Linked DNA regions of Mus musculus: region 2 is linked to region 1. The links are chromatin contacts, found by Hi-C or POLR2A ChIA-PET in ENCODE. All regions are on one chromosome and are shown on one strand. The core of a region is the stretch at or near the end of the contact, and the rest is flanking DNA. Distances in the headings are between cores, read along the strand shown. Region 1 holds the start of Cpe (carboxypeptidase E). Region 2 holds the start of Msmo1 (methylsterol monoxygenase 1).

Region 1 (5,470 bases), core at 1,532-4,031:
AGGTTTTACAAACAAATCCCGAAGGTACTTCTGCGATGAAATTACTTAAGGTAGGTAGTCTGCTTCATAAGGGGTCTGAGCAACATTAGAGTTTGTAAATTTCCAGAATTTGTGCATTTTCTGCCCCCTGTGGGGCGGCACTCGTCAATGTCCCTGATCTATGAGTCCCTAGGATTCTTTTCCATGAGTTGGCACAGACACTTCCTGTCCCATAACCTTTGTGCCAGATTTCCCATTCACCGGAGCAACCTGTGTATAAGTCATAGAAGCTGGCTCATCTTGAAGGTGTAGGATTTCAAAATGGCCAAAGGAATAACATTGAATGTACCCATTTCTACCACGGAAGAGACACAGATATGCCTTCTTATCTGCTCACCCGAAAAGGACTTTGAAGGACTTTCTAAAAAGTGATCATTTTTTTCAACCAGATTTGCAGATCCGTGCTCCAGATATTCAACCAAAATTTGTTTTCATTTTCAGAACACGTCATATTCTTGCAATAATATCAATTTATCTTTACGTTTGAAACAAGACAACATAACGTTAAACCATGGCTTTCACATAATTTCTTTAAATAATTCAACAAGCCCACAGGAAGACTCTACTAGCAAGCAGAACAAAGGGCTGAGATTGAGCATCAGAATCATACAAGCTGGACTGTCAGGAGTGGCCAGCTTGTTGTGTGGCTTGGCTGGAAGTGAGTGTCCATGTAAGCATTGTCTCCTTATTTTCCAATGACTGTACAAACACTAACCATCGTTTCCGCTTTCCAGGATGAGCCCTGCTGGAACTCTTTATGAATGTCTTAAGGTTTTCACCCTAATACCAAGCCGTTAGCAAATTCATTCCCACCCTGTCATTTACCTTAGTCATGGGCAAGAAATGTTTTCCGAGGACTTAACCCATACACTCCATGTTCTAAGATCAAAGTTTCTCTATTAGCATTTATTTAATCCATTCTCCGTCTTATGTACCACTGGGAAAACTATGCAGGCAAATGAATGCGGGGCTCAGTGACAGAGGCTTACTCAGCCTTCCTGGATTGCATCCTATCACAACAACAACAATAACAATAATAATAATAATAATAATAATAATAATAATAATAATAATAATAATGGAGAGAGGAAAAAGTCGGGAATGGTGGGAAACATCCATAGTCCCAACTTGATGATTCAGAAGCTGAGTGATCAGGAGTTCGAGGCCAGCCTGGACTACAAATTCAAGGCCAATCTAATGAACTAGAAACCCAGGGAGGAAAAAAAGGGGAGGGGGCGGGGAGAGATGAAGGAAGGGAGACTTCTCCTGTCCTGCACTGAGAATTTTTAGCCTGGCTTTTGTGTTTTCCTCGAGAAATCAAAAGCATTCCATACTGATTCCGGCGCTTTAACCAGGCCTTCATTACCAACAGAAAGGCCAGGACCAAATTCTTTCTGAAGAGCATAAACATAACCCAAAAAAGATCCCAAAACATTGCTTAAAATATCTTTTTAATACTAAGCCTTTAATACAAATCAAAACGTGCTTGAACATACTCTGACGGAAAATGCCTAACAAGATGACTGCAGGAGATAAAACGTGATCAATCGTGAACTAGTCATCTCAGAGTGGTTAAAGCACGCGGGGAGGGGTGGGGGTGGGGGGGTACTGTTGTTTTCCCTTAGTAAGGCCATGCATGGTTTCAGAATCTGTATGCCTGTTAGAAACCATCTTTTTCTATCCTGGTAGGAAGATCTACATATATGCACACCACACGACATCTAGATCATCAATATCCTTTTTAAAATTCGCCAGCATCCCCAGAGAGTGCACCTAACGCTCACACAAACACAGAGGAAGGTAGGAAGAGCTGCAGCACCCAATAAGCTGGTCCTTTGGAAATTCTCAAATGATAAAAGCCTCTTTCCTGGCTCCTCTGAGACCTCCTTCCTGGCTCCTCTCCTTCTGCACCTTATTTTTCACTCGTGTCTGAGGGGAAGGTGTTTGCCTTCCTGAGAACTCACAATTTTATTCTGTTTAGAGTTTGACCCATCTGTGACGGTGAGCACCGGGGACTCAGCTCTGGGATTTGCTTGCCTGTTATTCCTGTCCCCGTGCCTCCAGCCCCCCTCTAGCCTATGTTCACAAAAAAAAAAAAAAAAAAAACAAAAAAACAAAAAAAAACGGGTCGGAGATGCGAACGATAGGGAGAGGCTGGTGCTCGTTTCCTTCCCACTTTCCACCTTCCATCCAGGCATCCTCCACCGGGAAGCAACTTGGGGCCCACCTCTCCTTCTTCCCGTCCCCGGAGCCCCTGCAGCGGGCAGAGCACTTACCCGGCTCATGGACCCCGGGGTTGTCAGACAGCTCGATGACCAGGAGCTCCCGGCCCTCGAAGCTGCGCCCCACTGTGTAGATTCTGCTGATGGCGGTGCACTGCAGCCATACGGACACCAGCGCCTCGCGCAGCTCTGGATAGCGGTGGTACTCGAAGGAGATGCCGTCCTCTTGCTGGAGCCGCCGGCGGCGCCTCATGCCAGCCGCTGGCGCCCCGGGCTCCTGGGCTTCAGCCGTCAGCAGCCACCCGCCGGCCACCAGCGCGGCACACAGCGCCAGCAGCACCCGTCCTCCGCGCCCGGCCATCGCGTCCCCGCGAGCTGCACTGCCGGCCTCTTTTGTCTGCCCGGGCCCGGGTGGAGTTGGCGAGCTCAGCACCAGCCTCCTCTCGCCTCACCTTCCACCGCTCAATGAACGGTGCGCTCTGGGGCCACCCAGAGGACAGCGGCGACGCGACGGCTCTGCGCGCTGCACTACCCGCCCCGGGGAGCGGGAGCCAGGAGGCTAGGCACAGGCGAAGCAGCCGCCAGGGATGTTGGGTTTATTTCTTGGTTCAGACCCACGTCAAAAGCCAAATGGCGCCAGGGACCACGCAGGTGGAATGACAGCTAAGACCTTGACTTAGGAAGGCTATTGTTAATGAGAGGGAACCACGACCCAAGATCATCCTTGTAGAAAACACATTCTTGGGTTGTTAACAGGGCCTTTTGATTTCCACCTAGATGCATCAGAATGCGGGGTGGGGGTAAGAAACAACCCGCTGCTTGCCTGGACATCACTGCAATAGTGGAAACTTAAGGGATGCGATTTCATCTACAGCAAGGTCTGGCTAGAAGCCAGAACACTGTGTTTTGATTTAAAGGTGCTTTCTACCAATTTACAGATCCTGCATTTAATTGTATTCAGACACACTCCAAAACCTTTCTAGGGGGAAAAAAAAAAAAGAAATGGGATAAGACGGTGTCCTTTACAAGCAGGACCTATACCACTCATCTTCTGTGATATCCTGGAAAAAAAAAAAAAGACTCTGCTCATGAATTAGACAAAGGATTTCGTTTGGCATTCTGATTCAATCCTGAAATAGAGAAAAATCCGATACAGACAAATGATATATATTGTCATCCCTTTCACAAAGTGACTGCAAACGGATAAAATCATGGGCTTAAATGAGCACCCTTGGGCAGGGCTTGTGTTTTTGGAGCAACATCTGCAGCAGATGTTACTCTACAAAGGTTGCCATTTGGGTGTAACATCAGCACGGATCTGAACACGTGATCATTGAGTATGACCACCAAAAAGAAAGACTGAATGAAGACCAGCTGGGGAATGTTTCATGAGGGACATTTTCCCTCGGATGCCTCTTTCTCTGCTGTCTAATAATACCCTGTCCTGAATAAATCTGTCACCTGGAAAGGAAAGGAATCCAGGTCTATAATAGTTTCATTAGGTTTGTTGTTGGTTTGTTGTTGTTGTTGTTGTTTTAACTGAAGTTTGAAACAGTGGAAGTGCCTTCTCCTACTGACTCCTTGGTCTCAGGAGCAGCTAGAGGACAAAGGGAGTCCAGCTGCTTAGAAAGTGATATTAGCAAGACAACAGGTCGTCATATGGCCTCTGTGGCTCTCAGAAGTCCCCCTGTCTCCGAAAGCTGACCTGTGACAGACATGGCCGCCCACACCTCACCCACCCCATTCCCACCCCTGAGAAATCCTAACCAACCAGAGTGCTATAACTAAGGCACAGAATGTTACCAGCACTGAGTGAAGAAGGCAGGCAAAAATTGTCTGTCACACATTCAGGAACAAACGTAGACCAAAAAGGGGAGCAACTGTAGGCATCCAGCTCATCTTGAGAATTTCACAAATAAAATAAGTATTACTGTCTCGGGGGCTGGAGAAATGGCTTCACAGTAAAGAACACATAATACTCTTGCAGAGTACCTGAGTTCAATTCCAACACTCAGAACCAGAGGATCACAGCTGTCTGCATCTCCAGCTCCAAGGGATCTGATATCTGGCCTCCTTGGACACCCTACATATACAGTAATAATTGGGGGGGACATACACACATCTAAATACAATTTTAAAGGAGCACAAATCAAGTCATGGTAGTACACACCTGTAGTCCCAGCATTCAAGCACCTGAAGCAGGAAGATCTTGAACTTGAGGCAAGCCTGAGCTAAATAGTGTGACTCTCCCTCAAGCAAGTAAATCAAGGTGTATAAATAGACAGGCTGCCAAGGTGCTGGCAGAGAGGTTAGCCTGGAATCAGTGTGTCTACATCTCCCACAGCAGCACAGATGCTTTTCTTAAGACAGGGTCTCATGTAGCCTCGGCTGACGTCAAACTCACTATGTATCTGAGACTAGCCTTGAACTCCTGGTCTCTTTTTTTAAATATATTTTTATTAGGTATTTTCTTCATTTACACTTCAAATGCTATCCCAAAAGTCCCCCATACCCTTCCCCCCACTTCCCTACCCACCCACTTCCACTTCTTGGCCCTGGTGTTCCTCTGTACTGGGGCATATAAAGTTTGCAATACCAAGGGGCCTCTCTTCCCAATGATGGCCGACTAGGCCATCTTCTGCTACATATGCAGCTAGAGACACAAGCTCTGAGGGCACTGGTTAGTTTATATTGTTTTTCCACCTATAGTGTTGCAGGCCCCTTTAGCTTCTTGAGTACTTTCTCTAGCTCCTCCTTTGGGGGCCCTGTGTTCCATCCAATAGCTGACTGTGAGCATCCACTTCTGTTTGCCAGGCACTGGCATAGCCTCACAAGAGACAGCTATATCAGGGTCCTTTCAGCAAAATCTTACTGGTGTATGCAATGGTGTCAGCGTTTGGAGGCTGATTATGGGATGGATCCCCGGGTATGGCAGTCTCTAGATGGTCCATCCTTTTGTCTCAACTCCAAACTTTGTCTCTGTAACTCCTGATCTCTTATCTCAAACCTCCCAAGTGCTAGCTTGTAATATAGTTAGGTGCTGCTTTAACAAGCTACCACAGATTTGGGGAGGGGTGGGGTTTTTTTGGGGGGTGGGAGGCAGCCATCATCCAACTTCCTCCTTAAAGTAGACAGAGCTTTATGAAAAACACCAACAAAAAAACCCCAATGCTTTCCACTCTAACCAGCCTGTGTTTGATTACTTAGTT
Region 2 (5,098 bases), core at 1,966-4,465, 40 kb after region 1:
AACGCCAGCCCAGGATACAGGATATATAATCTCAAAAAAGAATAGTGTTTGTATAGCCTTAGAAGAGTCAACAACAGGCACTTTTAGAATGCGCTACCACTTCTACAACTGATCTATGTGACAGATGCTAGGAAGGTAAATCACCTTCTCTCAGACCCCCAACTCACTCCTACCCATCCGTTATCCTCCCACACCTGCTGGCCTCACAATCTGTCCTCATTCTTCTCAATAAGTCTTCTCTGTTCTTTTGGCTTTGCTTTGTGCTGTGCTGTGTTGTTTTGCTTTTCTAGACAGGGCTTCTCTGTGTAGCCTCGGCTGTCCTGGAACTCAAGTCAGTGGAACAGGCTAACCTTGAACTCCCAGAGATCCACCTGCCTCTGCCTCTCTACTTCCTAAGTGTGTATCTTACCAAGGACATGGCTCTCCTTTATCCTTTTTCATTTCGTGTCCTTCATGTTCGCAGGAAGCCCACTTTCTTCATTCTAAAAATACCTGCATGGGACTGGAGACTGGGTCAGCAGTGAGGAGCACTTGTTGCTCTTGCTGCAGAGGGCCTAGATTCAGTTCCCAGCACCCACATGGTTGCACACACCATACAGAACTCCAGTTCCAAGGGATCTGATGCCTTCTTCTCACACCAAGGGTACCAAGCTTCCACGAACAGAGATGTAGGCAAAACACTTGGTATACATAAAATAGGCAATTTTTAATTAAAATTTTTTATAAAATAAAATCACATTCAAATCTTGGTGAGTTTCAACTTGGCTTGAGTGAGATAGTGTCTAGAAAAAGAGGGGGGGAGGAGAATAAAGGAAGGGAGGGGAGGGAAAGGAAGGGAGAGGAGGAGGCAGACAAGAATTCCTTATCTCCTGTCATCTCTTCTAAGCCACCTTACCCTTCTTACAATGAAAGTCCAGATTGAAAGTCCCACCCTCCTCCACCCACACAGGTTTCTTACCACTGAGATCCCCACCCACCCGAAGATTTTGTCAACCCTCTACTACAAAATTACAAAACACAAGACTATTGTACCAATCTCCATTTTTCCTGAGGTCAATACCAAATTTGACAATGACCAAATGAACACTGACGTCCTTGCTACACGTCCCAGATCTTATGGAATGATAAAATTCTGAGCCATAGTTTTATCAAAAAAAAAAAATTCCTCAATAATAATTTGTCAAGAGGGGGCTGGTGAGATGGCTCAGCAGTTAAGAGCACTGACTGCTCTTCCAGAGGTCCTGAGTTCAATTCCTAGCAACTACATGGTGGCTCACAACCATTTGTAATGGGATCTGATGCCCTTTTCTGATGTATCTGAAGACAGCTACAATGTAATCATATAACTTATAAATAAAACTAAAAAAAAAAAAATTGCCACCAGGCAGTGGTGCTGCAATGCCTTTAAACCTAGCACTTGGGAGTCAGGGGCAGAGTGAGTTCCAGGACAGCCAAGGCTATACAGAGAAACCCTGTCTCAAAAAAAAAAAAGACAATAATATTAATAATAATACTATAATAATAATTTGTCAGGAAACCTCAATAAATATCATGTTAAGCACTGAACATAAGACCTGGCACACAGCATCTAAAATAAGCTAACAATTATTGAGCACCTTCTGCATACCCAGTATATGCTGTCATTTTAAGCTAAACCCTTGCCTCGCTGTGAAATAGAGGAACTTCTATGATCCTTGGTTTTCAAATGATGAGCTGAGGCTTAGGATAAATGAATAACAGTACAAAGTTGCACGGATGGGGAGTGGAGGAGTACAGCTTACCCAGGCCCCCTGAAAAGGCTGCTCACACTGGCGGTATGTTCTCACTCCCCATCGTTTTCTATTTCTATCCGTATGCTCAACTTACTCTTAAAAAAAATTTCACAAAGTGCCCCAGGTCTGTCTGTCTCTCTCTCTCTCTCCTCTCTCTCCTCTCTCTCTCTCTCTCTCTCTCTCTCTCTCTCTCTCTCTCTCTCTCTCTCTCTCTCTCTCTCTGCCTGTCTCTCTGTGTCTCAAGATCTGTGTCTTAAGTTGGGCTTAAAACTATGAAACTAAGGACGACCTTGAACTCCTGATACCCTGCTGAGATTACCAGTGTTCGCCCACACACTCAGCAACCATCAAGATTTGACATTTCTCCATTTGACATTTTTCCTAGTCTCATGGAATGCTGGTTGATACCCATCATCTGTAACTCTTATCCTGATTTAGATTCTGATTACCCAAAAGGCTGCTGGCCTGGATCAAACTTGAATGCATCCTACAGTGCCTCAGGTGCCCATCGCAAACACGCTTTAATGCCTAACTTGAGAAACTTCATCACCTCCAAAAGAGCTGTTCTAGTCTCTAACTCGGCATCCTCGACTAAGTCTCCCAACTTCCACACAATGCTGAGACAGCGTTCAGTTACCTCAAGTTCACGCTCCGTAATGAGGAGAGGAAAACAGGGCATGTAGTTTTAAACAAAGTGTCAGATAAAGTGATCAGACAGGAGAGGGGAAAGCAGGCTTTGCTGAAATGAATATCCTGCCTTTTCAGTTTTGAGCAGCCTGCTTGCCTGGAAATTCGATCTGAATCAGGTAGACTAGATCCTCGGATTTCAAAAAATAAAAAGGATGAAAAAAAAAATGTATTCGTAGGATAACTTAACTCCTGGCTGACGATCCCAGCCCCTCTTTCGGCACTGCAGCTTAGAGAAGCCTTAGGCACAGGGTCAGGATCCATTTAAACATAAGTTTAAACCTTCATGGTTCAAGCGCGGGTAATTCTCCTAATGTGAAGCCCAGACCTCTCGTCCATGCACCCCTCTCTCACATGGAGCCACATCCTACAATACCTCTGGGACAGCTTCCTAGATCCACAAACACAGAACACACCCTACTCCCCCACTTGGTGATGGTGTTTTTGTAAAAAGTTTTTAAGACTCAAGTCAATGAACCAGACTCCAGGTGATTGCAAACTCTTTAAAGGGCAGGAAGTGTTGTCATTCCAGTTGCATCACTTGAGAACCTAGGCTCCTTGCCTGGAGTCTCGCACAGCCCACCCAGGTTCTTCCCACCGCATCCTTACCGGCCTCAGCCGGACACCACCCTGCTGGTCCCCGTCTCAGTCGCCCTCCACCCGGATCAGGCTAGAGAGCGCCTTACCTGGCGTCCCCGCGACAGACAGCGGTCTAAGCGCAAGTCCTGGCAGGTGCAGCGGCCTCCTCACTACCTCTGCCGGCTCAGGGGCAGGGCCCGGAGGCCGGGCCCCGGCTCGCCTGTCGTAATTGGTCCGCCCCACTCCCGCCCTGCCTTCGCCGTGCAGTGATTGGTCCGTGCTAAGGCCCGGCAGCGTGTGACTCAAGTCAACGAAGCCCTAGCGGCGCCAGTCATTGGCTGCGCGGATGGAGTGAGAATAGTGAGACCCGCGCGGCCAGCCAGTCGTCCGCGCGGCAGCGCAGCTGGAGGCGGGGCGCCGCGCGAGCGCGTGACGGCGTGACGGGGCGGGGCAGCCGCGCGGACCCGGCGTCGCCTTGGCAACCAAGCGGTGGGTTCCTAGGCGCCCAGTGCTGTGGGTGCGCTGGGTTGTAGCATCTTGCTACTCACATTGGCTTGGCTTCATCCAGAACCCGGGGAAAAAAGTGGTATATATGTTTTAAAGACTGATTTGAGTTTTTGGTCTTGCTTTCCTGTAGTTTATTCTGGATTTCGATCTTTCTTTTTTTTTTGAAAATGACACTTATTTCTTATTATTTATACTAGTATGAATACTACATTTATTTTCACTTTAAACTGGTCCACATATCATATAGTTTAGTTATAATAGTTTGAATTCCATTATAAATAATTAATTTTTACATACTAAATTTATTCTTCAAATTTATTAATGTATCCTTTTTCTTACACTCACAGAGCCAGAGACACAGAAAGCTAGAGAGACAGAGAGATAGACAGATAGGTATGATGGGGCTTGAGGGAGTTATAGTTGGGGAATGAGGGGAAAATATGGTCAAGATAAACTGTATAGATGGATGACATTTTCAAATAATATAAAATAATAAAAACAAAATCAGTGATGTAAGTTGGATTTTTTTTAGGCTACCCTGGAGTTTTTAAAAAAATCACTTTCTAATATTTATTGTAATCAGATTAATAAAACTAGGAATTAAATTTTCATGTTAATAATATTTTTGAGACATAAATATGAAAATGATATTAAGGTAACCTGACAATTTATATGTAATGGACAATTTTGTGTATTAGATTTCGATCTTCCTTAAGACAGGTCTCGAGTTATAGTCTGGCCTTTGAGCTGGATACGTAACCTAAGGACGGCCTTGACCTCTAGTCCTCAGGCCTTGGATCATCCATCTTGCCCCCCACGTACTTTAATAAGTGAAGCTTTTTTCAAAGTTCTATTCTTTTTATCTCATTTAGTGTCTGTCTGTGAGTGTGTGTTCACAAGGGGAGTTTGTGCTTCCTTCTGCTTTGTGCTGCTGAGGGTTAACCTCATACGCTCAGGCTTGTGCTGACTGAGCCTGGCAACTATCTTTTAATAAATCTCTGCACATGGACCATAGGGTACTAGTGCAATATAGATCCTGCAATAGCTGAGGGATGCCAGCATTTCCCGTGTTGCAGATTGAGAACAAAGCTCAGAGAGGCTAGGGGGAGGGGCACATGTATGCTGAGGCCCTGGCAAGGCAGCTCAGGGGTAGAGTTTATGCTTAACATTCTAGGGGGCTGAGTTCCACAGGTAGAAATTGGTTCTAAGTCAAGGGAGTTATCTGCTCCCTAGGTGTCAAGACCTGGACCTAAACCAGCAGATGAGCTAAGAACCAAGCCTGTGTAACGCTAGTGTGAGTGCCCAAAGACAGGAGCGCTTAGACTACAGCTCTAGGCTCCTTTTACACCACTTGTGAAAGCCTATCTAGAGATAATGTGGTGACAGGAAGCCAATCTTTTCCTTAAAGAAGGTGTCCCAGAAAAACCACAACGACAAAATACCATATCCACTGTGGTGGTGTAACCCAGGCACTTGGCAGATCGGACCAGGAGGATCAGAATTCAAGGTCAGCTTTGTCTACGTAACGTGTTCAAGGCCAATCAGGCTGCATG

What was found. Hi-C counts contacts between places; a loop is a spot of excess contacts on that map. ChIA-PET counts read pairs that join two places held with the same protein, here RNA polymerase II (POLR2A).
Region 2: a map of heart shows a loop between it and region 1 (3-fold over the local background). The contact joins the promoter of Msmo1 here to the promoter of Cpe in region 1. A Hi-C loop is called at or near these places in 2 of 37 maps with a recorded cell type or tissue (both heart). POLR2A ChIA-PET finds 5 or more read pairs at or near these places in 1 of 5 experiments (Patski).

Annotation. Positions count from the first base shown.
Region 1 is chr8:64,690,328-64,695,797 of GRCm38, forward strand. It overlaps Cpe (carboxypeptidase E), which reads right to left and starts at 2,782. Exons shown (of 9, transcript NM_013494.4): 1 at 2,316-2,782. The coding sequence starts at 2,622.
Region 2 is chr8:64,730,363-64,735,460 of GRCm38, forward strand. Msmo1 (methylsterol monoxygenase 1) reads right to left here and starts at 3,216. Exons shown (of 6, transcript NM_025436.3): 1 at 3,146-3,216.